2 separate regions of the Homo sapiens genome follow, and region 1 is linked to region 2. Evidence: read pairs that join two places in POLR2A ChIA-PET (ENCODE). Cell type or tissue: Caco-2. All regions are shown on one strand. Links, peaks and the distances in the headings refer to the core of each region. The heading gives the core; the rest is flanking DNA. Region 1 overlaps TACC2 (transforming acidic coiled-coil containing protein 2). Region 2 overlaps TACC2 (transforming acidic coiled-coil containing protein 2).

Region 1 (14,980 bases), core at 58-2,557, 63 kb after region 2:
TCGCCCCGGCTCCCGGCTGCAGGAATCGCGCCAGGACGCTGGCCCCGCTCGCGGCTAGCTTGCACGCCAGGGCACAGCGAGGATGGGAGGGTCGCAGTCCCTGCAGCCAGCCCCAGCCAGCGACCTGAACCTGGAGGCTTCCGAGGCAATGTAAGTGCTCCGCCCGGGCCGCCCCGAGTCTCCCGGGGAGGAGGAGAGGATGCCCGGGCTTTGTTAGTGTCGCCTTTCCTAATGCCTGTGCAACCTGGAGCCCAGGCTGGCCTGGGGTTCTTCGCAGCCTTGGAAAGCTTTACCTGGGGCTGCTCTGGGAGGAGCATCTGGTAGCCCCAAGTTACTGCTGTGGGCAGAAACGATTCCCTGGAATTCAGTTTTGGTCGCTCAGCAGTGGGTGCATGGCTGGGGGGCTTCTCCTGCCGTCAGCATCTTTCCTCTGCACCCCCGGCACAGTGGTATTTCCTGCAAGGGAACAGCCAGGCATCAGCGACTGCCTCCTCCTAGGAAGAACCCATGAGCGTGGCAGCTCCGTGCCCGGGGCGACAGCCCAGTTTCCGGGCAGCTGCGCTTGTGGCTGGGCAGATGGCGTGGTGCGCTCTGGTGGACGTTCCGTCTAGTTAGCCTAAGCATCATCCACATACTCTGGTGAACACTCGAGGACAAGGCCGCTTGCTATTATTAGTAAAGGGCCGAACCGTCCTGTCATTGGTGGAGGCAGTGCTTGACTGTGCATCGATCCAGGAATCCGATCTTTTCTCTCAACCACAGAGCTAACGTGCTCAGAAGTGGCCTTTATCCTGGCCGAGTGTTTATTAGAATTCACGTTTCTGTTATGGTCGTCTCCATTACCTACCCAGGCATGTTTGGACGATGGGGCGTATTGAATGGGTCTGCCGGCCGGGTCGCATTTCAGCAACTCAGGCTTGTATCCAAAGTGGACCTCCCAGCCTCACCTGCCCCCACTTTTCCAGAGAGAAGACTATGTTTCAGAGAAGAGTATTTTCTGGGGACTTGGGGGTAGGGGTAGTAAAGTGGGTTCTTAAGAGTCATGGATGTGTAGATTAAAAGATGGTGGGGATTGATCTGTGTGTTGTAGGAGGGATGGGGCCCCGGGGGGTACTTCCTCACTGGTCCCTCGACCCCTGGGCTTCAGTGAGGAGCTGGCTCGGCGTAGTGATGTAATGCTAGGCTGAGCCTCGTGGTTTTCTGGGCTCCAGCTCTTTAGCAGGGAGTCATTCTTCCGAGCAGGTGTGCACCCATCATTTGTCTTCACCCCTGTAGCTTGAGAAAGCATCGTCTTACAATGGAGGCACATCGCGTTTGAGGATTTTCTTTTTAAATGTTATGATCCTTGTGCTGTGCCTGCCTTGTTTCTCATGCACGTGTAGTGTTGCTAGGTGCATGGAAATACAACTCGAGTCTAGGCAGAAAAGAACCACTTTAACCTATTTTTTGCAAGTCCCTATAGTGGAATTGAGTTAATCAGTGACAGGCACTGGCCAACTCTCACGGCTCAGACCTATCTAGTGAAGAGCTTAGGAAACAGAAAGGACAATGTGACTGTACGTTTGGGAAAATGTGCTCCTCAGTCATTGGAAATTCAGCTCGCCGGTCCCTAACGTCCCCGCCCTCTTTTTCAGCTGAGTTAATAAATGATCAGTGTTCCGTCAGCTGAGGGCCGAGTTTAGATAGCTTCTGTTAGGTAGCTGTGCCTTTTTGGATAAGGTCCCTTAAGGTTCTGCCCACTGGGATAGTGGTGTTTAAATAAAATTTCAGGCTGAATGGCCACATTGTGATGGAAGCTGTTTATCAAATATTTTCACAGTTGAGTTGGTCCATATGCCCCCGCCTGAGGCTTCTCTCCCTAGAACTGCTGCCTCTGAAATGTCTCTAAATATAGATCTTTACGATAGTATATTCACTCATTCACAAAATCCCACCCTCCATCCCGTAACATTTTTGTTCTAAAAAAATGGAGAGAGAGGAAATATTTGGGGCCAGTGCCATTGCTAGCATCTGTCCTCTTCAAAACCCGTCTCTGCTCTCTGAATAACTGGGGCTTATTTTTCTAGTGCAGATGTGCTCTTTCCCAGTCTAGAGGTTTTAAAAATATATATTCGGAGAGTGCCTCTTTTCTGCCCAGGCACAGGTCTTTCTTGGTAGTATTTCCATGCAGCTAAAAATGCATGCACGTGAATAATACACAAGACAGCAACAGAGTGTGGGGCCCATGGCAGGAAAGAGGTTGCATTGTAAGATGATGCCGTCAGGGCTGCAGGGATGGTGACAAACACAGGGTGCGCACCTGCCGCGGGGGACAGCTCCTGACAACCGGAATCTAGAGTGAATGTTTCCCTTTTTCTCTGCTGGTTCCCTGTGAAAGACTGGCTTAAGGAGGGCCATGGTGTAAGAGTGAAATCAAAAGATAGAGGATTTGGAAGTGACTGAAGGATTTTTTTTTAATTTAAATTTTTTAGTTTTAAGATTTCTTTCCTTCCAATTGCAGGTTTGGGGTGCCTTTGGGCAGCTTTTGTAGCTCCAGCTGACAGCTTCATTCTATGCAGGAGTGCATTGGGCTAGGGAGGGAGCGACTTTTGTATCTCCCCTTTTGAGAACTCAGGCATCAAGATTGGAGTAGCAGAAGTCCCATGGGACTGGGGATTGAAGCCTGAGGATGAAGGTGCAAATGGTGACCAGTCTCTTGCTACTCCCAGGGTCGGCCACACATGACAGCATCAGCTTCCCAAAGGGGCTTGCTAGAAACGCAGAGCCTCAGACCTCACCCCAGACCAGCTGAATCAGAATCTCCATTTCATCCAGGGACTTGTAAAGATGCCCAGGTGATTTGTAGGCATCTCAAAATTTGAGAAGCCATGAGCTGGTTCAGTCTTCCCTCCATCCTGTCCATGAGAAACAGCTGGCCACTTCTCTGACTGCTCCTTTCCTATCTGGCAAAGAAGTTCTTGTAGCAATAGTGACCATTTGTTTCTAAATAGAATATGAGTAGCAAGGGGAGGGAGAATTCTCCCACAGAAAACACTTATTTCTCAGTATGGATGGTAGGAGACACAGGAATGGACAGGAAGTACTTGAGTAAATGTGGGCTGCAGCTATTGATCAGACCTGCTGTTCATCCCTTGATTCTGTGGCAGCCCCATGTGGTGTGGCTTCTGCTAAGTGGGGCAGCATTAAGTACTTTGTCCTTTATGTAGTTGGAGACCCCCGTTTCAGGGGTTCCCTCAGCTTCCACCAAATCCCCACACCCTGGCCACTGAAAACCACCCAGGGGGCCATTATCAGAGAGCAAAAGCGGTGGTTCTGTTGGCAAAGTCGGCCTGCCCCGACTGTTGCCCTACTCTCAAAGTGAGCACGTGCCCTTGGCTCTAAAAAACAAATCACAAATATGGAAACCCATACTCTGTAGACCTGTGGATCGAAGTAGAGGGGCCAGGGTGGATGGGAGAGAAGCGATGGAGGAGGAAGCAACAGGCTCTGTGATTGATGAGATGGGGGAGGGAAGAGAAGAGACAGTGGCAAGTACAAAATGGAAGTTTCATACCCTGGTAACTAAGAGAAAGAAGTGGCATTGGCCAAGACAGACAAGAAAACTGGATTGGGAGCTAGTTCGGGGAAGTTGATGAGTTGGCTGAGATTTCAGAAGTGGGTGGGATCAGATGTAGCTGGAGAGAGGCCAGGCAAAAGAAGGATCTCGGGTACCACCGCAGTAGGTAGAGAGATTGGAGCTCTCCACACATCTGTGGTTAGAAGTGGGGTTCTGGTCCCTTCCCTTATGTGGTTCCTGACCTTTTCTTTGGGAGCTGTAGAGAAAATCCGATGACTCTGATCCTGCCCCTCCTGCCTCGCAGGGTTTTTCAGAGGTGAGATGCCACATCTGCAAAGACTCTTGAGAAGACGTAAGTGCCAGAAAACTGCAAAAGTGGAAATGCCCTATGCCTGAAATTGCCAGCCTCTCAGTCACTCAGAAGGCCAGAAACGGTCGCTGGGGCTCTAAGCAGGACTCTTTCTTTAGCTCTCATTAGATCTTTTTCTTTTTCTTTCTTTTTTTTTGAGACAGTGTTTCACTCTGTTGCGCAGGCTCATATGTAACAGTGTGATCACAGCTCACTGCAGCCTCCACCTTCCGGACTCAAGGGATTTTCCTACCTCATCCTCTCAAGTAGCTGGGACTATAGGTACACATCACCATGCCCAGCTTTTTTTTTTTTTTTTTTTTTTAAATAATTTTTTGTAGAGACAGGGGCCTTGCTATGTGGCCCAGGCTGGTCTCTAACTCCTGGGCTCAAGTGAGCCATCTGCTTCAGCCTCCCGAAGTGTTGGGATCACAGGCATGAGCCAGCGCACCCAGCCATAGATCTTTTTCAAGGCTTTGTTTCTTGGGGCAGCCCTTGGCTAAATGCTTTAGCTTAAACGACAGCATTCCTAATGTGAGTTGCAGCCAGTTTCTGAGTTCCTGGACGGAGATTTTACTTTGGATATTACTGTTGGACACAATAGAGTTTTTTCTCCCCTAAAATAGAATAAGCTGCAACATTATCTGTAGAGTGGGAGGGGGAGATTGATTCCCAAAGGAAGCTTGGGTGCATTTTTCCCTGCCATTATTCCTAGATATCACCAGCGTGGCCCTGTGCCTGTGTTCATAAGGGTCCTGGGCCTTCACTATCTTCTCTGGGGGACTTGCCTGGAGGCTTTCTCTTAGGTGGGCTGAAGGCAAATATATTCCGAGGTCCTCCAGGTAGCTACCAATCATCCAAGGGGCCATGCCATGCTAGGGCCCTGGGACAGGGTACCCTGTCGAGGATGGGGTGAACAGCTAGGACTTGGATACTGATTGAGTGTGGCACTGCAGGTGAACATCAGATCAAGGTCAGTGGATTCTGGGTTGCTCTTCCATCGACCCTCCCATTCCCATCCCTGTGTTTCTTTCCACTGTCTACAGCCTGTTTCTGTGGCTAGATTTTTGGTTGCCTAGGAAACAACTTTATTCTGAAACATGATTGGCTGTTCTTGCAGATGGATTACCCAAGCTAGGGCAGTGTTCTGGGGTAAGCAAGTGATGCTGAACAATTCTGTTTCTTCCCTTTAAGATTAATGGTGAGGACTTAGGCATTGTAAGCAATTGTTCTGTGAAAACCAATTGTTCATGGACTGATGCTTTGTTTCAGGTTGGACAGGGGTTTAGGGGAGACTGGTTGGCCACAAAGAACTGACTGAGTCAGAACTGCTCACACACATCTATCCTGTGTTGGAAGCAGTAGCTCAGATGACATTTCTGTTTATATTTACAAATTCACTTTAGCAGTTGTTTCTGGAGTGCAGGTGTGTGCTGTTTAAACGCCATTGCCAAATATGGAAACAGCTGGATGCTGCAGTGTTGAAGCCAGGAGTGAAAAGCCCACTGAGCAGGCTCAGATTCAGCAGAAACTCTTGTGTACCATGTCTGTGTGCTAGGTTTTTTTCATTATAGAAATAATTATATCCCTTAATCCTGCAAGGTGGGTGACTTCTATAGATAAGGAAACTGAGTCCTCTGGATGGTTTAAATTAAGGGAGCAGTAAACTTTCTGTAAAAGACCTCATAGTACATATTTTAGGCTTTCTGGGCCATTCCGTCTTTGTGCAGCATCTCTGCTGTTACAGTTCAAAAGCAGCCAGAGACAACATGTAAATCCATGTTCCAGTAGAGTTTTAGTTGTAAAAACAGACTGCAGGTTGTAGTTTGCTGATTCCTGGTTATACGGATGATTGGTACAGGGCTCAGACTTATGTCCCCTTTGGCCTGGGCAATCTTTGTTTTCTGTTCTCTCTCTCTAAGACATCTCATTTATGCTCATGGACTTAAATAATATGTGCCGATAATGCCCCAATTTATAGCCTTCCCTCTCATCTGAGCACTGTAATTTTCCTTTTTTTTGAGACAGGGTCTCGCTCTGTCACCCAGACTGGAGCACAGTGGCACAATCATGGCTCACTGCAGCCTTCATCTCCCAGGCTCAAGTGATCCTCCTGCCTCAGCCTCCCGAGTAGCTGGGAATACGGGTGCACGCCACCATGCCTGGCTAATTTTTAAATTTTTTGTAAAGACAGGGCCTCCCTATATTGCCCAAGCTGGTCTTGAGCTCCTGGGCTCAAGTGATTCTCCCGCCTTGGCCTCCCAAAATGCTAGGATTACAGGCATGAGCCTCTGTGCCCAGCCTTAATTCAATAGTTTACTTCATATCTCCTCTTGGATTTCTCCTGGATAGCTCAGGCTCAACATGTCCAACGTAGAACTCTGATGACCATCTTCCTCTTAAAACAAAAACAAATGTGCATTCAAACGAACCCAGCCCCACCCCCATCTTCCTCATCTCAACACCTGGGACCTTATTCACCCAGGTGCTCAAACCAGAAACCTGATGATCAAGTCTTTTTTTTTTTTTTTTTTTTTTTTGAGGTGGAGTCTCACTCTGCCCCCCAGGCTGGAGTGAAGTGGCATGATCTGGGCCACATTGCAGCCTCCGTCTCCTGGGTTCAAGCGATTCTCCTGCCTCAGCCTCCCAAGTAGCTGGAAATACAGGTGCACGCCACTGTGCCCAGCTAATTTTTGTATTTTTAGTAGAGACGGGGTTTTAATTTTGTATTTTCAGTAGAGACGGGGTTTCATCATGTTGGCCAGGCTGGTCTCGAACTCCTGACCTCAAATGGTATGCCTGCCTCAGCCTCCCGAAGTGCTGGGATCACAGGCGTGAGCCACTGTGCCTGACCATGATAATCAAGTCTTATCTTCACTTTTCCCTCACCTCTCTTCTTTCTAGAACGGTCCATGTCATTGGACTTCCATGGTTAAAACCTGTATCTGCTTCCCATTGCTTTTAGTCTAAAATCCAAATCCCTTGCTAGCGCCTCCAGGCCCTGCCACCTGGCTCCCGCCGCTCCTCCCCTCGCCTGATGTTCACCAGGATCTGGTCGCCTGTCAGTTCTTTGAACACACAACACCGTCCAGCCTCAGAGACTTAGCACACTCCATCCACTCCCCTCAGCGGGCATCTTCTGCTCCGTCCCTTGGCTGGTCTCTTTTTTCCTGTCTTTATCTCCTTCCACCCAAGGAAGTTGCTGGCTGGGTAGACCAGGAGTCTGCTGCAAGCACTGCAGGGCTTGTGAGGAGGCTGGTGTGTGGCTGTGAGCAGTAGATTAGGGGCCGTGAGCAATAGATTTCCTTTGTTCCTGCATTCTTAGCCCTTACAAAGGAAAGCAGTGGGCCTTTTAAAAAGGAAGGTGGGTCTTTTGTACAGTGCACCCCATGGCTGTGCAATAAATCCGGTGGGGGTGGTGGGCCTCCCCGCAGGTTTTGTACCTGTCTGCCTCCTTATTCAGAAGGACTTGTTTCCTCTGAGTTTCTGCTTTTGCCTTTTCGTCTGCTTTCTCCTTAAATGGAAGTGGATGGATGCAGCTCTTCATGCCTAAAACAGAAGCCTTGGGCTCTGGGCAGAGCAGTGGGGGCCGAGGTAGGGGGGTGGAGGTAGGGTGGGGTGGCCCCTCTGCTCAGGGTTTCCCGGAGCCCTACTGACAGGCAGTCACAGTGGCTCTGTGTCCTTATGGGGCCGAGAACTCAGGCCAGCTGCTGGGCCAAGTTTACCATCAACATTCCAGCTTCACTTACTCCAAGGTGTTTGTGGAGTTCCAGAGTCTGCGGATGTTAGAACTGGAAACATCAGGATTTTAGAAATAACAGAGGGTTTAAATCCCCCAGCACTTCATTTGTGAAATATGACTTAGGCCTTTCCGGCTAGTCATTATTCAAAATAAGTCAGGTAGTCATTTTAATCTTTTCCCTTTAACTTTCAATGTGCTAAAAGAAAATGTTTGTAGGTGGACGTATCATTTGGTAAACTCAAATCAGAGGCCTCTTCCCACGTGGTGAAACAGCTTAGATTGCAAATTCTTTGTCCCATGAGGAAATGCAATGGATGGTTAATTTGGGAATAAAAATGAGCCTCCTTGGGCCCTTGGCCAGGCCCTTCCATGAGTCTTATTAGCCTTGTGTCTTTGCTCTGAAGTATTTTTTTCTTTTCTGTCTCCATACATCTCCTTGGGGATGTTCTAGAGGTCAGTTCCAAGGAAGGTGGGTGTTTACTGTGTTCAGCCCAAGTGGAAAATAGCTGTAGCCATCTTCAGAGAAAGCTGACCCCTCCTGAGGACCAGCAAGCCCAGAGGTGGTTGGACAAACATGTGGGCTCTCGGTACCTGACACCTGTTGAGACTGGCCTGAGTTAAAACCATCCAAGCCTAAATGTGGAGCCCTAGAGATGAGCTAGATTGTACTCAAGGCTGCAGGGATATGACCCATGACTCCTGGGGCCTTAATTTTATGTTTTGACTCGTGGTTACAGCAGGCTATTGGTCTAGGTTGAAGCTTGACATTTAGAAAATACCTGGGCTGCTTTCCGTCTACTGCTGGGTGACAGAATCAGGCAGGGGAGGGCACAGCCTGTTGTTGCTGCCCACCCAGGAGGAGCTGAGTTTGCTGCAGCAGTCCTGTGCCAGCACCACCCTTCCTGGGGCTCAGATCTGGGTCTCTGTACTTGAGAAGCAGCCCACATTCCAAGGGGCTCCAGCCTCTCACGGTGACTCCTCTGTGCCACTTATCCAGGCCCCTGGTGGAAGCTGCACATTGTTCATTGTTCTGCGTTAAAGGGAGGCGCCTACAGTGGTCTGGAAGTATTTTCCCTCCAGGAAGAAGGCGGGAGAGGTTGGCTTTATTAACTTTACTTTAGGGAAAACATCTGCGCACATTTAGATCCTGCATGGAACTTCCCAGCTGAGCCTCTTTCAGAAGAGGATCCTGTGACTGCCCATTGCCTTTCATGAATGGCCCTAAGACGCCGTCCTGGGGCGCAGGGCTGCTGGGGGAGTGAGGAGCATCCCTCACAGCACCAGGCTCTTGTGGGAGGAGGAAGAGCCAGGAGTGCACAGAGGGTGAGCAAGAGCAGACGGGGAGGGCAGGGGGTGAGGGGCAGGCTGTCCCTTTGGCATTCTGGCCTGTGTGTGAGAGCGCTGAGTTTGGACCCCCAAACCTGTGACTAGCGGAGTTTGTGTGAGCAGGCGAAGGCTTGTGACCAGGAGCCTGGGGCCTAAAGAGGTGTTTCTGGGCAGAGCTGTACCCAGAACATCCTCAGACAGGTTTTGCCTGTGGCCTCAGCTTGGGTACCTTTGGTTGCAAGTAGAAAAAAACCAATTCAAACTGACTTAGAGAAAAGAGGGCATATATCGCCTGTGCCTGACAGGTGAGATTCCTACAGGGGTAATTGCTAGGATGGCTTTAGAGAAATGTGCCCTCCTCACCCCAGACAACCCCAAAAAGTCCAAAGCATCAGAGTTTTTGGGTTTTAGAATCACCTTTGATCTAGAACAGCTGACTTACTCCTGTGGCTTCCTGGGGCTGCCTCATCCTCTCTGCAACCTCCTTGGCAGACATACTGGCTTCCAGCTGCTGGGGAAGTTTGTGCCCCAGCCTCAGTGACCCAGAGCCAGGCTGGGGTCTGAAAAGAGAGCGGGGCTCCACGCCCTGGGCTTTGGCTTGGCCCACGAATGCCCCTTAACAGCTCAGATCAGTCTCCTGCCCTAACTGGGGAGGCTGTGGGAGGCAACCTGCTCCTGGGCAACTTCCAGATCTGGCACTTGTCACGAGCATCTTTACGTGCCAGGGCACAGCCTAAGAGAAGTGACACGAGACACAGAAGAGGCAAGAGGCTGGAGGAGTGTGGTCATATGTGGCACTGTGTTCCCAGGAGCCCTGCTGCTGATGGCCCTGGGGTCAGTGGGGAAGAGCACCAGGCAAGAAAGGAAAACATGTCTGTGGAAGGTGGTCCTTTGCCTGCCCTGCGAGATGAGGGGAAGCAGGACTTCAGGAGCCAGAGGTCTTCCTTCTTCATGTCCTTCCTGCCCAGCCTTTCTGGTAACAGATAAGGGAAGAGCATGGCTGAGCCTGCTATGGAGCACACACCATGAAAGCCAGCCCCTCTCTGGGGGCACAGCTCTTACCCTCCAGCCCCATGCACGTTCCAGGCTCCATGACCTGGGGCCAGCAGCCACCTGCTCCCATAGACAGGGAAGTGGGCTAGGCTGGGCTGGGCTGAGCCAAGCCAAGCCTAGGCTGCGGCCAGCGGAGCTCTTCTGCCCGCCTCCTCTCTCCCTTTGTGGGATGGGACTGTCCCTTTTGTCCTGGTCATGCCACAGGGCTCGGTGGACTGTCCAAGGGTTCTTTGTCCTGATTGTAGTTTCTCCATTTCCTCTTTGTTTTTCCACTGGGTGCAACTATCAGTCCATATCTGTGACCTGCATATTTTACCTGGACCAACAAGACAGGTGGCCTAGGGGCTGAGGGTGTGCCTGGTAAACTCAGCCAGCACTCCCAAGATAGAGCCTGCCCAGATCAGCCTTAGCCAGCGATCTCTGCTGTTAAGAACAGTGCAACGCTTTGGCAATACCTCCCAGAAAAATAGCTAGTGGGCAATGGCACTGGCTCAGCGCAGACCTGCCCTAGGTTTCTGGGCACATGACAGTGCCCACTCACTCCATGGGCTTGAGAAGACTGGCATTCAGGGCCTCATTTATGATGTCGGTGAAATGGAATTAACCTCCCACCCGTGTCTCCCTCTCTGTTGCTAAAGAATTCTGTAGGTAAGAAAGAGAATGCATAAAGCGTTTAGGGAACCAGGAGAAGAATTGGTGCATAAAACGTTCGTGAAACACTATGCTCCTGTTTTTTTTTAAATTGAGAAATAAAAATTCCATTGTAGAATGGCTAAATCAAGCTAATTAATGTATTACCTCCCCTCCTTTTTGTGTGTGTAGAATACACTTAAAATCTACTCTGTTACCAATTTTCAAGTATATAGCACATTGTTATTGACTAGATAGAGTCACTAAGTTGTACAATAGATCTAACTGTTGAACTAACCAGTAGTTGAACTAATTTCTCTTAGCTGACTGAAGTTTTGTGCCTTTGACCAACATCTCTCCCCCATGTCCCAGCCTCTGGTAAACAGCATTCTACTCTCTGCTTCTATGAATTTGGCTTTATTTCAGATTCCCCATGAAAAGGCGATCACTGTGGGTTTCATTTATTTTTAAATTTTATTTACTTATTTTGAGATAGGGTCTTATTCTGTTGCCCAGGCTGGAGTGCAGTGGCACAGTCATGGCTCACTGCTGCTTCAACCTCCCCAGGCTCAGATGATCCTCCCATCTCAGCCTCCCTAGTAGCTGGGACACCCCTGGCTAATTTTTGTATTTTTTATAGAGATGAGGTTTCTGCCATGTTGCCCAGGCTGGTCTCTAACTCCAGAGGTCAAGCAATTCTCCTGCCTTGGCCTCCCAAAGTGCTGGGATTACAGGCATGAGTCACTGCACCTGGCCTGGCTTTGTATTTTAAATACAGCATAATTCTTGGTGAAGAAAAACACTGAAACACTGATGCATTGTGGAAAAGGATACATTAGTTAATGTGGGAAAGGATACATTGGTTAATATGGGAAAGGATACATTAGTTATCACTCCTGAACTGTTTGTAACAACAAGGAAACCCCTTCATTCCCGTGCTAATCCTCAGAAACAAACCTGCCCAGACCCCGTTCTGTCCAGAATGCAGTTTCTGTTCTTTGTGCTCACTCCTTGGGTTCACATATTGCATTTCTCGATGTAGGCTCAAAATTATGTGAATTTTTATTTTTCTGGATACTGTTTTTCTTCCACTTCTTCAAATGTGACTATGCTTTCAAAAATTCAGAGCTTAAATGCCTGTGAGAGGAAAGGAACCGAAGGTGTAGGGGTGACCAGGTACGGACTTTCCTGGAGACTGTCTGAATTGTCTACAACTCAGGGACCAGGGAAATATCTTCTCACTATCCAGAGATAATATTTTATTGGTCAAAAATATTAGAAAATGGGCCGGGTACAATAGCTCAACGCTTGTAATCCCAGCACTTCAGGAGGCTGAGGCAGGTGGATTGCTTGAGCTCAGGAGTTAGAGACCAGCCTGTGCAACATGGCCAGCATGGCAACATGGCAAAACCCTGTTTCAAAAAGTACAAAAATTAGCTGGGTGCGGTGGTGCACGCCTATAGTCCCAGTTGCTTGGGAGGCTGAGGTGGGAGGATCGCTTGAACCCAGGAGTTGAGGCTGCAGTGAGTCGTGTTTGCACCACTGCACTCTAACCTGAACAACAGAGCAAAACCTTCTCTCTCTCTCTCTCTCTCTCTCTCTCTCTCTCTCTCTCTCTCTATATATATATATATATATATATATATATGAAGATGAAATTGGAGTAGTCAAGTTGTAAGATAGAAAAGGCCAAAGTAGAATGGTGGCTGCAGATGAAGATTGGGTACCACTCAAGATGGCTTTCATTCTGAGTTTTCACATTTGTAAACTCAGAGGTCTGGCTCTTTTAATATATGGGTCCTTATTCTTAGAAGTAGGAGGCTGGCTTTGTCATTTAGGATTGTTTGGAAATTGGCATTCCTGAAATTCTCCCTTCAGGTCCTCCCTGGTCAATAAAGAACTTTGACTCTTGCGCCCTCGGTTGGACAGTGGTTTTGTGCATCAGAGGCTCCCACAGGGGAGTTGTTGGGAATAGGCTGGCTCTTGTTCTGTGAGGGACTAGGGGACTCATGCTGGTGCTCATAGCTCATCAAGAGTCGTAGCATTTTACTTAGTATCCCATTGTATGTGTAGACAAATATAGATTTTTTTTTCTCTGTAGAATGTGTGGCCTTGTAGATAACCATGCAGATTCAAGCTGCTGAAAGGCCTGATGTGGCCCTAGAAAGCCAGAATTTGAATGAGATTAGTCACAGCAAGTCAGCAAATGTGGGAGATGGAAAACTGGCTTCCTCCACCCACCTAGGTTCTTTGGCTGGGCTACAAATTAAATGGACATAAAATAGATTAACAGGAGAAAAAACACAGTAATTATGTGTATATGCCTGGGAGTCCCACAAAATATGAGACTCAAAAGAAGGGTCCGAAGAGGGAAGCTTATATAGCCCCCTGAGCCACAGAAAGGAATAGGGACCTGGGGCTTCTGGTGGGTGGTGGAGACAAGTTATGGAAGAGTGAGGGGAGGAAGTGTAGGGTGAGTAAATGTGGTCTTGTTATGCCCATAAAATCTCTTGGTACATCACAGTTGCCTGGAGCAGCCCCAGTCCTGATAGAGATACTTTACTAATGTAGATTTTCTTGATGGATATCATTGTGTTTTACAAAAGGGCAGCTTTTCAGAGCCACTCCTGTGTCTGCAGTTTCTCAGAATAACCAGCCCCAAATATGACAAGTATAGTTTGGGGTGGTATATTCTGGCCTCCTACAGTTGCATTTTGGGGTGGTATTGTCCCGAGCCCCAACACAGAAAAGGAGGGCAGTAGGAATTTAAGAATTTCAGATAAAGCATTCTCATTTTGGAAGGAGCAGTGGAGGGAGGCTGGAACAGAGAGAAAGTCAACTGCATTTGGAAGATGCAGTTTGAAAAACAATGAGATGTTTGTGCACAGGGCCTTTTAAAAATTATAATGATGGGAGGATGGAGTTGCAGGGATGATGGCATGAACCTATAATCCCAGCTGCTTGGGAGGCTGAGGCAGGAGGGTCACTTGAGCCCAGGAGTTCAAGGCTACAGGGCACAATGATTGCACCTGTGAATAGCCACTGCATTCCAGCCTGGGTAACATAGTGAGACCTGTCTCTAAAATAATAAAATGATGGCCCAGGGAGTGGATGGCTCAGAGGTGAAAGGTTTTCTGAGCAGCAGGAGAATGAAGCTGGGGAGGAGATAAGGCCCAAGCCTCTGGGGCCATGATCTGTGATCGCAAACAAACAGGATTATTCTGTCGCAGAAAGAATTGGGAGTGTGGATTTCAGAGGTGTACAGGGGCGAAACTTGGGAATGGCCCTTCCAGAACTGCCATGGTCCCTGCTAGAAGCTCCAGATCCTGGGTAGAACAACATGCCCCAGATTCACTGAGGAGGTGAAGGAGCAGCATTTCATGCCTCTGAGAGGCCCCTGAACCCTGGATTTACCCTGGGTTCAGGTGTCAGTAAGCAAGTCTGCCAAGATCGAAGATGGACAACATTTAATATACAATGATAGGATAGCTGAGCTCACCTCTGGATATCTTAGACTTTTTGGGCTGCTACAACAAAATCCCATAAATTGAGTGGCTTATAAATAACATAAATTTATTTCTAACAGTTTTGGAGGCTGGGAAGTCTTAGATGAAGTTAGATTTGGCTTATGGCGAAAGCCTGCTTTCTGGCTCATAGCACCTTCTTGCTGTGTCCTTGCATGGTGGCAGGAGTGAGGGGTCTCTGTACGGCCTCTTTTATAAGGGTTTTTTTCTTTCTTTCTTTTTTTTTTTTTTTTGAGACAGTCTTGCTCTTGTCGCCTAGGCTGGAGTGCAGTGTCGTGATCTTTGTTCACTGCAACCTCCACCTCCCAGGTCCAAGCGATTCTCCTGCTTCAGCCTCCCTAGTATCTGGGATCACAGGCACACACCACCACACGTGGCTAAGTTTTGTATTTTTAGTAGAGGCAAGGTTTCCTCATGTTGGTCAGGCTGCTCTCAAACTCCCGACCTCAGGTGATCTGCCCTCCTAGACCTCCCAAAGTGCTGGGATTACAGGCATGAGCCACCGCGCCCTGCCAGTTCTTCGTTATTTCTGATGTTTGATCAGCGCATCCTGTGCTGAGTTAAGAAAACAGGATAAAGGGTCAGGCGCAGTGGCTCACGCCTGTAATCCCAGCACTTTGAGAGGCCAAGGCAGGTGGATCACTTAAGGCCAGGAATTTGGGACCAGTCTGGCCAACATGGTGAAACCTCGTCTCTACTAAAATTACAAAAAATCAGCCATGGGGTTGTGCGCCTGTAGTCCCAGCTACTCGGAGGCTGAGGTGGGAGGATCACCTGAGCCTTAAAGTTTGAGGCTGCAG
Region 2 (14,997 bases), core at 6,138-8,637:
TGTGTTTGACCTGGGTTTGGGTTTTGTTTCAGCAGCAATGTTTGAGAGATGAATATTTTACACTCTAGCTGGTGAGAGCTGCAAGGAAATGTGGGGGCATTCTTATTGAGCTCCCCCCCACCACTTTATGGAGGAGGAAACTGAGTCTCAGAATGGGGACAGGACTAGGGGGCTAACTAGCTGCAGAGACAGACCTGGGTTTTGGCCCCTGATGGCAAGTTTCCCCCCAGATGCCTGTGCTGAACTGGGGACCCTCCTTAGGAGGGGGATGGGGATCTTCCTTTCACCAATGCCAGCCACCCCAATTCTGCTTCTAGGCTTTTGAGAAAAGACCATATGATTCTGAGGTCTAGGGTGTGACAAGCACAGGCCTCAAGAGTTGACAGGGCTCAGGTTCTAGCTCTGTGATCCTGGGGCCATCGCCTTGCGGGGCATTTGACTCACCCGTAAAATGGAGCAAATAGTACTCCCTTACAGCGCTGTTAAAATTAAATGAGCCACTTTATTGAGAGCACCTGCCACAAGTGCTCTGTATAAGTTCCTTTCATTTATTCCCCACTCTGGGCCAATGTACTTCCACACTGCAGCATCGTGGTTCTTTCTCACCTCAACCTGTAGGTGGGTGCTGTTTGTGTACCCCTTTTCCAGATGAGGAAATGGAGGCTCCCAATGGTGACATGGCTTGGTCAAGGTCAAAAAGCTAATAAGAGTTGGAACTAGAACTAGAACCTCAAGGCTTTTCAGACATCAGATCTACGTTCAGAACGCTGATCATTCTCTTACTAGCCAGGTGGAGTCCTGGGGAGGCGCCCTGTTCCCTACAGCAACGCTGTCCACCGACGGTTCTTCAGTGGTGGGAATGTCCTGTGTCTCCACTCTCCAATACAGTCGCTGCTGGCCACAGGCTGCTAGCGAGCACTTGAAATGAGGCTGGTGCCACTAAGGAACCAAATTGTTAATTTTGTTTAATTTCAACTAATTGAAATTTATAGTGAAATACCCACATGGGGCTGTGGCTTCCACACAGGACAACCCAACTGGAAGCCACTGTGTCTTTGCATTACGTCAGAGGCTAATCCTTGCCATCAGAGCCAGTGGGTGTGGTGAGGCTCTGTGTGTGAGGCCCTGGACATTTCTCAAGCACCTGCTGGTGCTCGGTGAGTATTAGGCGCCCCTTCCTCCCGCTGGCTGGCTCTGTAAGTGGGGAGACCAAGTGGTTGTGTCTCTAGAATGGAGGCTGAGGTGTGTTCGTGGCACATCTGCCCAGTAATGCGGATCAGCAGGAGGTGTCTTTCCTGCACCCAAGGAGGCCTCCCATTGCACCTGGGGGCTTGGCTTCACCTATGTGACCTCACATCCAGGCCTGCGCACCCGTATCTGAGCTGGCATTGTAAGAAGCCCTGGATGGCCCCATGAACTGGCTCCTGACAGCAGCGCTTGTGGCAAACCCTCCCTGCCCACAAACCCCCCGGTGGCCACACCTACAAGAGTGCCCCTTACCGGCCAGGCGCGGTGGCTCACGCCTATAATCCCAGCACTTTGGGAGGCCGAGGCTGGTGGATCATCTGAGGTCAGGAGCTCAAGACCAGCCTGACCAACATGGTAAAACCCTGTCTCTACTAAAAATACAAAATTCGCTGGGCAGGGTGGTGCATGCCTATAATCCCAGCTACACAGGAGGCTGAGGTGGGAGAATCACCTGAACCCAGGAGGCAGAGGTTGCAGTGAACTGAGATCGCGCCATTGCACTCCAGCCTGGGCGACAGAGCAAAACTCCGTCTCAAAAAAAAAAAAAAAAAGACTGCCCCTCACCAGACTGGGAGGGAGCCCAAATGGGCAGACATGTGGTTTTTCCACTGATGTCTCTGCACTGTTCTTGTCCCGAAAACCTGGCAGGATGAGGAACAGGCCCCAGCTTACAGCATCTCAGCCCCTTCTTTCTTCTCTGCTTTCTTAATGCCTGTTAGTCCAGTGTTAAATATTTTAGCAGCCTGATGACTCAGATGTAGACTGTGAAAGTGTTTCTTTTTCCAGGGAAGGCACTGGAACAGGTCTAGTTACTGATGCTCTTAATGCCCTTTCCTTTTGCAAGCCTGGCCGAGGGTGTTTAGGAATAAAAACTTGCCTGGTTGCTGGGCACGGTGGCTCATGCCTATAATCTCAGCACTTTGAGAGGCTGAGGTGGGAGGATTGCTTGAGCCCAGGAGTTAGAGACCAGCTTGGGCAACATAGTGAGACTCCATCTCTACAAAAAGAAAAAGAAAAATTAGCGTGGTGTGGTGGTACATGCCTGTGGTCCCAGCTATTCAGGAGGCTGAGGTGGGAGGATCGCTTGAGCCCAGGAGGTCGAGGCTGCAGTGAGCCAAGGTCATACCACTGTACTCCTGGGTACAGCCTGGGTGACAGAGTGAGGTACTGTCTCAAAGAAAAGGAGGAAGAAGAAAAAGAAGAAGAGTTGGAGGAGGAGAAGGAGGAGAAAAGAAGAAAGAAGAAGAAACTCAGGGGAAGGGAGTCTATGTCCCGAGAGAGGGCAGGGTGCGCCTAGCAAGGACCCCAATGCACAGTGGATTTGGGTCAGCACTCAGTTTTCAGGCCAGGAGTACACTCGGTGGGAGAAGAGCGGGGCTCTGAAGTGGCCCCAGGGGACGGGGAGGGCCCTGGGAGTAGGAGGGAGGAGAAATGAGGCTGAGGATGAGATCAAGCTGGAGGCTAGGGTTGGTAGGCGGCCGGAGTTTAAATCCTGGCTCCCACTGGAGGGGTGATGCTGGGTGCTATTAGGACTGCCCCAAGCCTCAGCTTCTTTGCAGGTAAATGGGGCTGACAATGTCTCCTGGGGGTAAAGGAGGGTTACAGTGGGGAGAAGATGAGATGAGACACGGCACACCCGACACAAAGTCAGCTTGCAGTGGAGACTTCGTGGACAAGGTCCCTGAGCTGCAGGGGGGCTTCTGGGCAACTCCATCCCCACAGCCAGCTCAGCAGCCACCCAGCAAATGTGCACCCAAGCCAGGCACTTGGAAGGAGAAGCCGAGGGCTCTCTCACCGGGGAAGAGCTGAGATGGGCTTTCAGGACACGCTGGGTACACGCTCCTCTGCTAGAAAGAGGTTTGGGGTAAATGGTTAGGTGGGTAGGTAGGTAGGTTGATGTGGGGCAGGTGAGTGACAGATGTGGTTTGTTGACTCCCAGCCCAGGGCCCAGCACACACGTGAGGAGTCAGCTGTTCACGGGCTCCTGTCTGCTCGCTATGTACCCTGTAGGATCAGGAAGTTGGACATCATGATCCTAGGTTGTCTTTCTAGAAATGTTTGCATGGATATGTTTGTGGCCATTTTGATAGAGAGCTGGTCTTGGCCTCTGGCTAAGAGAATAAGCTATGATCTTGTTTCTTGGAGAATGTTAGATTTGCAGGGCATGGCTCTTGGTTACCCAGCACCTGATACCTTGCATGAGGCACCTTAGGCGCTGCATACGTGTTTGCTACATAATTCAACACAACTAGCTATCAGGTGAGTCTGAGGGTTCCTGTCCTGAAAAACGAGGTCAGACAGCACTTTGGAGGCAGGTGGCTGCGTCTAACTCACGGCTCTGCTATTAGACTCTTTACCCTCGAGCAAGTTCCTTAGCCACCCTAAGTTTCTTGCCTGAAAGATGTGTATAATGCTAGGGTCCACCACAGAGAGTTATGTAAAAAATAACGTGTGAAAAGCTTAGCAAAGTGCCCACCTGGCATGCAGTAAGCACTGAGGTACCAGAGGTTACTGTTTTTATTGCTACTATCATTAATATTACCATCATCACTTAAATGATGATAAGACTATTCTTAAGGTAGATTAATGGTAGGTACCTGTGTTTTTACACACGGGCTCATAGAGTTCACGTACATCTGGCCTGGATTTGTTGGAATGTGCCACTACCCTCTAATGCTTCTTCTCGTCCTGTAGCCTCAGCCTCCCAATGGGGGTGGCTCTCCGTGTTGCAATATTGTATAGGATGCGAAGTGGAGCCATCTGGCACCCGTGGGGAATGCATTCCCTTCCTTGTGGAATCTAGGGCTTTGGGGTTAACCTCTTGCCAGGAGCGGCTGCAGAGAGGCTGCAAGCTAACATTAGTGGGTGGGAGTACGCCTGTGTGGTGAGCCTGGCTGTGCTGAGCACATCTCATGGGACAAACCGCCTCGACAATTTTGGCATGATATTTTGAGCTGTGAGCCCATTCCAAACCCCTAGAGGAAAGGGCAGGGTGAAAAGTCATCTGGCCCTGCCTGCCAGACGCCATAACATAATAGCTGGAGGAGTAGACTGTTCCTGGCAAGTGACGAAGCAGCTGGTATTGAAACATACACATGGCCAGAGTTGGCAGACTGAGAATTTGGAGCAGAGTGTGAGTGCCGAGCCTGGGCTTAAGTCTCAACCCCAGACCAGACTGCCTTTCCAGGCCACCTATGAAGGATGGCTGGGCAGATGCTCCTCTGGCACCTGAGGCTGGGTAGCAGCGAAGCTCACCTTTGAGATGAGGTACCACCTCATGCCTGGCTTGGGCATTCATAGTCATTCATAGTCTCCTTCTGACACACTCAGCTGGAAGGAGATAAAACTCCAGTTTCAGCAGAACGTTCTCCTGTTGAACTCTAATCTGAGTCTGTCCTCCCCAGCAGCATCCACATACTTCCCAAATTGTGGTGAATTAAAGAAGCTGCAAGCACTGGCCCAACTGGCTTTTGCTGGTGGTTTTTCGGCAACCCTCCTGCAAATGCTGTCAGCCAAGCAAAGGAAAGCCAGGGCCACAAAGCACAGAGGCTACAGCTTAACTCAGCTTAACTCTGTTTCTTTACAAGTGGGCTATAAATTTGTGGGAGATAAAACGACTTAATGATCACTGCAGGGTTTAGTTTTGTTTTTTCAAGAAGATGGGAAGCTTATGTGTTAGGAACTACCAGGCTTCTGTTGAAGTGTTGTGTATACCTCTCATTTAGTTCATATTTTATCTTCAATGGAGAGGATTCTGTAAAAATGGAATGTAGAAAATTGCCTCTCCTGGGGTGACACTTTTGCTTTCAGAAACTCTTTGGGGCTGGGCACAGTGGCTGACGCCTGTAATCCCAGCACTTTGGGAGGCCAAGGCAGGAGGATCACCTGAGGTCAGGAGTTTGAGACCAGCCTGGCCAACAAGGCGAAACTCCGTCTCTACTAAAAATACAAAATTAGCCAAGCGTGGTGGCGTGCGCCTGTAGTCCCTGCTGCTCGGGAGGCTGAGACAGGAGAATCGTTTGAACTTGGGAGGCGGAGCTTGCAGTGAGCCGAGATCGTGCCATTGCACTCCAGCCTGGGCAACAGAGCGAGACTCTGTCTCAAAAAAAAAAAAAAAGAAACTCTCTTTGCATTCTGCATTTGGGGACTGTGACTGAGTCTAAGAGGAAAGCTGTAACTCTTCCCTGCTCCTTTCTGAGAAGGAAAGGTCCTGAAAAGCCACTGGCTCTAAGGTCTAACAAAGGCCATTTTGTGTCTTCTCTTCCTTTTTTTTTTTTTTTGAGATGGAGTCTTGCTGTGTTGGCCAGGCTGGAGTGCAGTGGCCCGATCTTAGCTCACTGCAACCTCCACCTCCTGGGTTCAAGCAGCTCTCCTGCCTCATCCTCCCAAGTGTCTGGGATTACAGGCACGCACCACCACACCTGACTAACTGTTTTGTATTGTTAGTACAGACGGGGTTTCACCATGTGGGCCAGGCTGGTTTCGAACTCCTGACCTCAAGTGATCTGCCCGCCTCAGCCTCCCAAAGTGCTGGGATTACAGGCATGAGCTATAGCGCCCGACTGTTGTCTTCTCTTCTTAACCCCTTTTCCTTTGGTATAAAAATGTGGAGAAAGGTGTAAGTGCAGAAGCAGGCCCAGACTGTAAAGACATAAGAGGCAGGAACTCCAGTGTGGCTGAGAGATGTTGGCCAGACCCATGTGCCCATGTCTCTGGGTGACCCCTCTGCCTGCCTTGCCCCTCCCTCTACTTGTAGCCTGTGATGGGACCACATTCTGGTTCAAGAGGCTCAGACAAACGTTGTTCTGTGAAGCCTTCCCGACCCTTCCACTCCCCAGGAGTACCCCTACCTCCCACCAGAGTAGCGAGGTTCCTTTCTGTAGCCTGACAATAATTTTAAGACAGGGGCAAGTGTATTACAGTTTGGTGAATCAGATTTTCTCATTTGCAGAAGAGATTGGGTGTTTTGAGCTGGACAGATCTGGGTTCAAATCTGCTGCTTATTCATTGTAGGACATTTGTCATATTAGTCTCATGAGGTCTCAGTTTCCTCACCTGCAAAATGAGTATAAAATTAATACTTACCTCATGAGGATTCAGTGAAATAGTGCACTGGAAATGCTTGACCAGAGCTGGCACATGTATCACCCAAGGAACATCTATCACTATTGGAAGGAGTCCCCTGCAATGGCAGGGACTGTGCCTGGTCCCCAGTCCTTAGCACAGTGGGCTGCACATAGTAGCCCCTCAACAAATGTTTGTAGAATGATTGTGTTTAGCTGGGCAGGGTGGCTCACACCTATAATCCAGCACTTTGGGAGGCCAAGGCTGGAGGATCACTTGAGTTCAGGAGTTCGAGACCAGCCTGGGCAACATGGCAAAACCCCATCTTTTTTTTTTTTTTTTTTTTTTTTTTGAGACAGAATCTTGCTCTGTCGCCCAGGCTGGAGTGCAGTGGTGTGATCTCGGCTCACTGCAAGCTCCGCCTCCTGGGTTCATGCCATTCTCCTGCCTCAGGCTCCCAAGTAGCTGGGACTACAGGTGCCTGCCACCATGCCCAGCTTTTTTTTTTTTTTTTTTTTTTGTATTTTTAGTAGAGATGGAGTTTCACCGTGTTAGCCAGGATGGTCTCGATCTCCTGACCTTGTGATCTGCCTGCCTTGGCCTCCCGAAGTGCTGGGATTACAGGCGTGAGCTACCACACCCAGCCAACCCCATCCTTTTTTTAAAAAAAAGAAAAAAGAAAAAGGCAGAGTCTCAGGTGCTTACCCGAGGCCTGCTGAGTTGGAATCTTTACAGTCATGCATTGCTTAATGATGGGGAGCTGCTCTGTGAAATGCATTGTTGGGCGATTTCATCATTGTGCAAACATCATAAAGTGTGCTTACGCAGACCTAGACGGTATTGCCTACTACAAGGTACTGTGTGACGCTTCACCCGTCGGTTTGGGCAGTTTATGGGCCACCCTTTAAGTAGCAAGGGGTCTGGGGCACTCTTCTCAACATTGGCTGCACACTGAAAACTCCCACAGAGCTTAAAAAAAATATTGATGCCTAGATGCCACCCCCAGAGCTTCCGGTTTAATGGATATGCGGGTGTAGCCTGGGGGTAGTACATTTTCAAAGTTCGCCAGGTATTTCTACACAACACGGAACAGCTGGCCTAAGGCCTGCAGAAGCAGATCAAACCAACTCGGCTCTCAGATGCTTCTTTGTTGCAGCATAAGACATCTACATCATCAAGCCCACTGCATAGGCTGAACTGAACCCCGTAACCGCGCCTCACTCCTGGCCCTGCCAAACCCTCACACTACTGCGGCTGATCCATCAAATAGTTTATTTTTCACCTTTGCCCTGATGTCACTTGGACATCTGACTGTCTCCTAGAGAAAGTTGTTTTTCTGCCAGAGAAGGTACAGCAGGCAGGGCATTGCTTCCTATTTAGTCGAAGGCTTATTTTAAATTGGGACTAGGCCAAGTTCAAGTGCAGGAGCACACTGGCCCCTGGGAGAGCCTGGCCAGGTACATTTGGCTTGTGAGACCAGCCGTCAGCACTTTGGCTCATGGAACACACGTCTGTCCGAGCAGTGCAGACCTGGCTTGTGTGAACTGGGCTCTGTGTGCCCTCAGGGAAAATGCCGAGGCCACATCTAGAAATTCTGGCTGAGGCTGAGAGCCGTGTGCAGAGCTGCCCCCACACATTTCCTTGTGTATATTTTGGGTTCAGGCTGACATTTCCTCTTAGCATGGGTGGAGGTAATGGCTGAATTTTTAGGAGGCTTGAATCCCTTCTACAAATATGCCTCCTCGCCCTGTAACCAAGTTTTGCTGGGTTGCAGTTCAGGAATGTATCTTGCTGCTTGTACAGCCCATCATGGAATGTGAGGACTTAGCTCAGAAGACTAAAGCACTATTCCTTCTAGGAAAAAGAAAAAAAAAGAAAGAAAGAAGGAAAGTTCCTCAGAGTTCACCAGTGAAATGGATCTTATGAGTGTGAGGGCTGAATTCCTATGATATGGCTGGGTTCCTCATGTCATATTCCCCTCCTGACATGTCTAGAGTATATAAGAAATAACCCACAGTTTAGCTGTGGTCACTGTAGACTGGTTAGGAGTTTGAGTTCTGCACACACAGAGCCTATGTATGAACCGTGGCACTGCTCAGTGTGGCCTCCGGGTGAGTTCACCACTCAAAGCCTGCTTCCTCCATTGCCAGCTAAGGACAACAGCAGTACCTGCTGCATAGGCTCATTAAGAGAATTAAGGCAGAGAAGAGATGGGAGCCACTTAGCAGAGGGCCATCTTTGTGACCAGTGCTCACAAATGGTGCATAATATTATTGTGGTTATTTTAGAAAAGCTTTTAAATTACCTTTTTGGTGTTCTTTTACCAGTTATTAAGTGGGGGAGGCACACTGCAAGTTGGCATGTGGATGGCATTTTGCCACTCTTCAAAGCTGGCAGATGATGGGGTCATCTTCTAGGCCCCACATACCCTTTCAGTTTGAATTCTTGGTGTTTGAGTGAATCCCTGAGATACTGTCCTGTGGGAGAAGAAGAGCGTCATGGGGCAAGGTGGTCCTGAGCTGTAGAGCTGAGGGAGGCTGGCCTGGAGGCGGGGGTCTTGTCTTGCAGGAGAGAGGAAGGATGGAGGACGATGAGCACTGGACTGGGGTCAACCTAGTGGAGGCCCAGCCGACCAGCTGCCTGGTGAGCACTGCAGGAAGGCTTGGTTTCCTGACCTCATGGAGACCATGCTCTGTTTCAAGAGACAGTACACAGGCATTATAAGACTAAAACAGCTCATGGCCCTAAGTGACTTTGCCTCTATTTGGTATTTAATGAATATGGCCTTTTGTCCTTATCTAGAAGGCATTGTCTATGAAGGCAAGGATGTTGTCTTTTCACTGCTGTTTCTGCAGCTCCTAGAAGTACCTAACAAAATGTAGGTCTTAATAAATACTTGATGAATGACTTAATCATATACTTCCTTATTAGAAGGCATTGGAGAGTCAATTCTTACTGCCTAGAATATTCTCTCTCTCTTCTGGTCCATGTCCTCTTCTTTTTTCAGCTCAATGTTTCACCAGTGTCAATCATTCATGGGCCACATTCATGACATTTACCATCTCTGTACACTACTTGTGTTATTATCTACTTACTATCTTTCTATCTACTTACTTATTAAAAATGGCTTCATTTTTATTTTATGATTTTTTTTTTCTTTTGAGACGAAGTCTTGCTCTGTCACCCAGGCTGGAGTGCAGTGGTGCGATCTTGTCTCATTGCAACCTCCGCCTCCCAGGTTCAAGTGATTCTCCTGCCTCAACCTCCTGAGTAGCTGTGATTACAGGCGCTTGCCACCACGCCCAGCTAATTTTTTTGTATCTTTAGTAGAGACAGGGTTTCACCATATTGGCCCAGCTGGGCTCGAACTCCTGACTCCAACTGATCCTCCTGCCTTGGCCTCCCAAAGTGCCGGGATTACAGGAGTGAGCCACCAGGCTCAGCTTTCATTTTTTATTTCGTTGTGTTACTAGTCAATGTCTGTGAAGTTATGAGTTGGTGTGCTCATGGCATCTTTTTCCTAATATGTAAATGCATAACTATTGAAATACTCTAATCTGAGAAATCCTAACGTGGTAACACTGACTTATCCTCTAAAACTCAGCTTAACTATTCCCTCTTCTGGAACATCTCCCCTTACCTCTTCCAACGCTGGTTAAAATATTCCTTTCCCATCCCTGTCATGTGGTAGCCATCGTTATCTGATGATAGACGTAAGCATAAGAACCATGTTGCATCTCACTTTTTAACCCTAGTGCTTTGCACAGGGCCAGGATGTAGCAGCACTTGATAAGTGACTTTGAATAACTAGATGAAACTCCTTTAGTCTAGGGAAGTTCATGCTGTCTGGCATGCATGGGTGCCCCTAACAGGACGCTCCGTGATTCTGTGAAGATAGTGTGCTGTCACTCAGGGCGCCAGCATTCCGAAGCTTCTCTTTGGATGCCCATCAACAAATCAGATGTATGAACTTTGATTTAGACTCCCAGCTCCCAGCAAGGAACCAGTATGCTCTGTGTCTGGGGAGTGTTTGGCCTCTGACCTTCCGCATCACATATTGCCTGTCAGTTACCCAGCCAGCCTTGGATGCTTCCAGTCTCTGGCCTCATTTCCCAGGATTGATAAGGGATGAAATTGGGCATTGGCAGTCTGGGATGGAGGGGGAAGTGATCAGGGGAGAGGCCCTTGATCCAGTGGGGCAGAAGTGAGCCATTCGATGGAATGGAGGTTTCCTTCAGCCTCCTGAAGTTACTTTCCCTAATATACATCATAACCTCAGGTTCTTCCTGCTCTGAACTCTGACTGTACCTGGTGTCTGCTGGTGTTTTGGTTCCGTATTCCTGCTTCTTGCCTCTCCAGCATGTGCCTGTCTTTCCACGTAGCGTCCTGTCTTAAACACTTTTTTTTTTTTTGAGATGGAGTCTTGCTCTTCTCACCCAGGCTGGAGTGCAATGGCACAATCTCAGCTCACTGCAACCTCTGCTTCCCGGGTTCGAGCGATTTTCCTGCCCCAGCCTCCCAAGTAGCTGGGATTACAGGTGCCCACCACCACACCTGGCTAATTTTTTTTTATTTTTAGTAGAGATGGGGTTTCACCACGTTGGCCAGGTTGGTCTCGAACTCCTCACCTCAGGTGATCTGCCCGCCGCAGCCTCCCAAAGTGCTGGGATTACAGGCGTGAGCCACTGCGCCTGGCCTGTCATAAACATTTTCTCTCTCTGTGTGTGTGTGTGTGTGTGTGTGTGTATGTATATACATATACATTTTTTTTTTTTTTTTGAGATGGGGTCTCGCTCTTGTTGCCCAGGCTGGAGTACAGTGGTGTGATTTCGGCTCACTGCAGCCTCCGCCTCCTGGGTTCAAGCGATTCTCCTGCCTCAGCCTCCCCAGTGGCTGGGTTTACAGGCGTCCACCACCATGCCTGGCTAATTTTTGTATTTTTAGTAGAGACGGGGTTTTGCCATGTTCGCCAGGTTGGTCTCCAACTCCTGACCTCAGGTGATCTGCCTACCTCAGCCTCCCAAAGTGCTGGGATTACAGGTGTGAGCCACCGCGCCCGGCCCCTGTCTTAAACATTTTTATCCACTTACTGATTGATGAGCATTTGGGCTAATTTCACATTTTTTCAGTTCCATATGGGCACTCAGAGGGTGATTGCAGATGCTGGTGGGTATTTGAACCATTAATGGTTATTTCTGTGTCAGGCAAATTGAGCACAGGTTTCTAGCCTGGCTTCTCATTTCTATGTGGCTTTCCACTTCTCAGCAAAAGCAAAGTATTGTTGCTACAACATAATTTTAAAGGAAGCTGCAAATGCATAGCAAAGCATTATTTGGTGGACAGGGCCACAGTTACTTCCTAGGCACTGATTTGCCTTTTGTATTCTGCAGGACTCCTTTGGCAAATGATGATGTGCTTTGTGGTCTTTCATTCCTTTCTGAAGCCTTAGGTTTAGTATCTACCATATGAGTGCTTCTCAGCACCACAGTTGACAGCCCTTTGAAGATGCTTTTGGCTACAAGTAACAGACCACCCAATACAAGAAAGCTTCAACAATCATAGGTTTATCATTGCACCAGCAGGAAGTCCAAGGTTGTGTAATTCATTAGTTCAGCGACATCATTGAGGAAAGACCCAGGCCCTTTTCATTTTCCTCTCTACCCACATTCAGTGTGTGGCCAGATGCTCCCCTCATCGTTTCAAGCTGGCTGCAGCAGCTCCAGGCACTGCGCCCTCGCATGACAATGTCAAGAGGCAGGAAGACCCCTGATGGTCAGGAGCCATGCTGTCTTGTGTCTCTTCCAAAGAGTGAGAAAACTATCTCCAGAAGGCCTGCTGATTTTCTCTTCTGTTTCATTGGCCAAGGGTGTGTAACAGGACCATGCCTAACCCAATTATTTAAACAAAAGTAAGGAAACAAGGAGGAAGAACAGCAGTTTTGAAAGCAACCAATAATGCTGGCCATAAAACTTCGATTCAATTTCTCCAAGTGTGCTCTGAAAAGCATCTCCATCAGAATTATCTACAGGCTGGGTGCGGTGGCTCATGCTTCTAATCCCAGCACTTTGGGAGGCCGAGGCGCGTGGATCACTTGAGGTCACACGTCTAATCCCAGCACTTTGGGAGGCCGAGGCAGGTGGATCACTTGAGGTCAGGAGTTCGAGACCAGCCTGGCCAACATGGTGAAACCCCGTCTCTACTAAAAATACAAAAATTAGCCAGGTGTGGTGTCAGGTGCCTGTAATCCCAGCTACTTGGGAGGCTGAGAAAGGAGAATCGCTTGAACCTGGGAGGCGGAGGTTGCAGTGAGCCCAGATCACACTGTTGCACTCCACCCTGGGTGAGAAAATGAGAAGATTCTGTCTCAAACAAACAAAATAATAATAATAATTTTTTAAAAAAGAATTATTTAAAATATGCTTGCTAGAATGCACATTTCTTTTTTAAAACATATATATATATATATTTCAATAGGTTTTTGGGGAGCAGGTGGTGTTTGGTTACATGCATAAGTTCTTTAGTGGTGATTTCTGAGATTTTGGTGCCCCTGCCACCTAAGCAGTGTACACCGTACCCAGTGTGTAGTCTATATCCCTCACCCCCCTCCCACCCTTTCCCCCAAGACCCCAAAGTCCATTATATATATATATATATATTTTTTTTTTCTTTTTTCTTTTTTTTTTTTTGAGACGGAGTCTCACTGTTGCCCAGACTGGAGTGCAGTGGTGCGATCTTGGCTCACTGCAAGCTCCGCCTCCTGGGTTCACGCCATTCTCCCTCCTCAGCCTCCCGAGTAGCTGGGACTACAGGCACCCACCACCACGCCCGGCTAATTTTTTGTATTTTTAGTAGAGATGGGGTTTCACCATGTTAGCCAGGATGGTCTCGATCTCCTGACCTCGTGATCCACCCGCCTCAGCCTCCCAAAGTGCTGAGATTACAGGCGTGAGCCACTGTGCCCGGCCAATTATATAATTCTTATGCCTTTGTGTCCACATAGCTTAGCTCCCACTTATGAATGAGAACATACAATGTTTTGTTTTTCATTTCTGAGTTACTTCACTTAGAATAATGGTCTCCAATTCCATCCATGTTGCTGCAAATGCCATTATTTTATTCCTTTTTATGGCTGAGTAGTATTCCATGCGCGCGCGCTCTCTCTTTCTCTCTCTCTCTATGTGTGTGTGTGTATATATATATGTGTATGTCATATTTTCTTTTTTTTTTTTTTTTTTTTGAGATGGAGTTCTAGTCTTGTCACCCAGGGTGGAGTGCAATGGTGCGATCTTGGCTCACTGCAACCTCTGCCTCCCAGGTTCAAGTGATTCTCCTACCTCAGCCTCCTGAGTAGCTGGGATTACAGGCACGTGCCACCATGCCCAGCTAATTTTTGTATGTTTAGTAGAGACGAGGTTTCACCATGTTGGCCAGGATGTTCTCAATCTCTTGACTCATGATCCACCTGCTTCGGCCTCCCAAAGTGCTGGGATTACAGGTGTGAGCCATCGCCCGGTCTTCTTTTTTTCTTTTCTTGAGTCTCGCTGCGTCACCAGGCTGGAGTGCAATGGTGCGATCCCGGCTCACTGCAGCCTCTGCCTCCCGGGTTCAAGTGATTCTCCTACCTCAGCCTCCCGAGTAGCTGCGATTATAGGCACGCGCCACCACGCCTGGCTAATTTTTTGTATTTTTAGTAGAGATGGGGTTTCACCACGTTGGCCAGGTTGGTCTCAAACTCCTGACCTCGTGATCCGCCCACCTCGGCCTCCCAGAGTGCTGGGATTACAGGCATGAGCCATGGCGCCTGGCCTACATTTTCTTTATCCACTTGTTAATTGATGGGCATTTGAGCTGGTTTCATATTTTTTCAGTTGCAAATTGTGCTGCTGTAAACATGCATGTACAAGTATCTTTTTTCATGTAATGACTTCTTTTCCTCTGGGTAGATAGCCAGGAGTGGGATTGCTGGATCGAATGGTAGATCTTCTTTAAGGAGTCTCTACACTGTTTTGTATAGTGGTTGTACTGGTTTACATTCAAAGTGTTCCCTTTTCATCTTATCCACACAAGCATCTATTATTTTTTAATTTTTTGAGAGTACATTCTTGCAGGAATGAGGTGGTTTTGATTTGCATTTCCCTGATAAAATGCACATTTCTGAACCCCTTTCCTGACGTACTGAATCAGAATGCCCGGGAGCCAGGCCCAGGAATTTGCATTTTAACATTAACCCGGTGAGTCTTATTGGCACTGAGTTTCAGTCCCACAGCCTGGGGTTCGTGGTTGTCTCCTATTGATATTTTCATGTCATAGATGTCCCTTCAGCAATGCTAGTCCTGTTGAGCAGAGGCTGGGGGCCCAAGAAGAATGAAGACTTTGACTTCAGAAATTCCCTTTCCAGCTCTTGCCTTTAGAGATTCAGACAGAAATATTAACTGATGCAGTGATGCTATCTGGCATTTGCTTCAAAACAATCTGGGTAGCAGAGGGAAAGTGGGATTGTGGATAAAATGGAATTAGCCATAATTTGATCATGTTGGATCTGGGTGTTATACATAGGGTGCCTTATCCGGTTCTCTCCACTTAAGTTTTTTAAAGTCTGCATTCCAGGGGCTTGCTCTGTCGCTATGCCGCCTTTGACCCTGGGTAAGTCCATCTCCTTCTTTGGGTTTCAGCATAAGTTCTCTA

What was found. Peaks named below come from ENCODE experiments on the same cell type or tissue, not always from the same donor. Only the 100,000 strongest peaks of a DNase experiment are listed, where the experiment ranks them.
Region 1: POLR2A ChIA-PET joins it to region 2 with 9 read pairs; 6 of 35 experiments call an interaction of 5 or more read pairs at or near these places.

What each region holds. Positions count from the first base shown.
Region 1 is chr10:122,163,843-122,178,822 of GRCh38, forward strand. The region is part of intron 7 of TACC2 (transforming acidic coiled-coil containing protein 2); the gene reads left to right. Among named protein-coding and RNA genes, the nearest start is that of BTBD16, 100 kb to the right of the region's middle. RefSeq lists enhancers at 8,296-8,869, 10,018-10,589, 14,880-14,980. In Caco-2, for the core only: no CTCF peak of the experiment used is centred there; a DNase peak (open chromatin) is centred at 1,593.
Region 2 is chr10:122,094,914-122,109,910 of GRCh38, forward strand. The region is part of intron 5 of TACC2 (transforming acidic coiled-coil containing protein 2); the gene reads left to right. Among named protein-coding and RNA genes, the nearest start is that of TACC2, 110 kb to the left of the region's middle. In Caco-2, for the core only: no CTCF peak of the experiment used is centred there; DNase peaks (open chromatin) are centred at 7,098 and 7,855.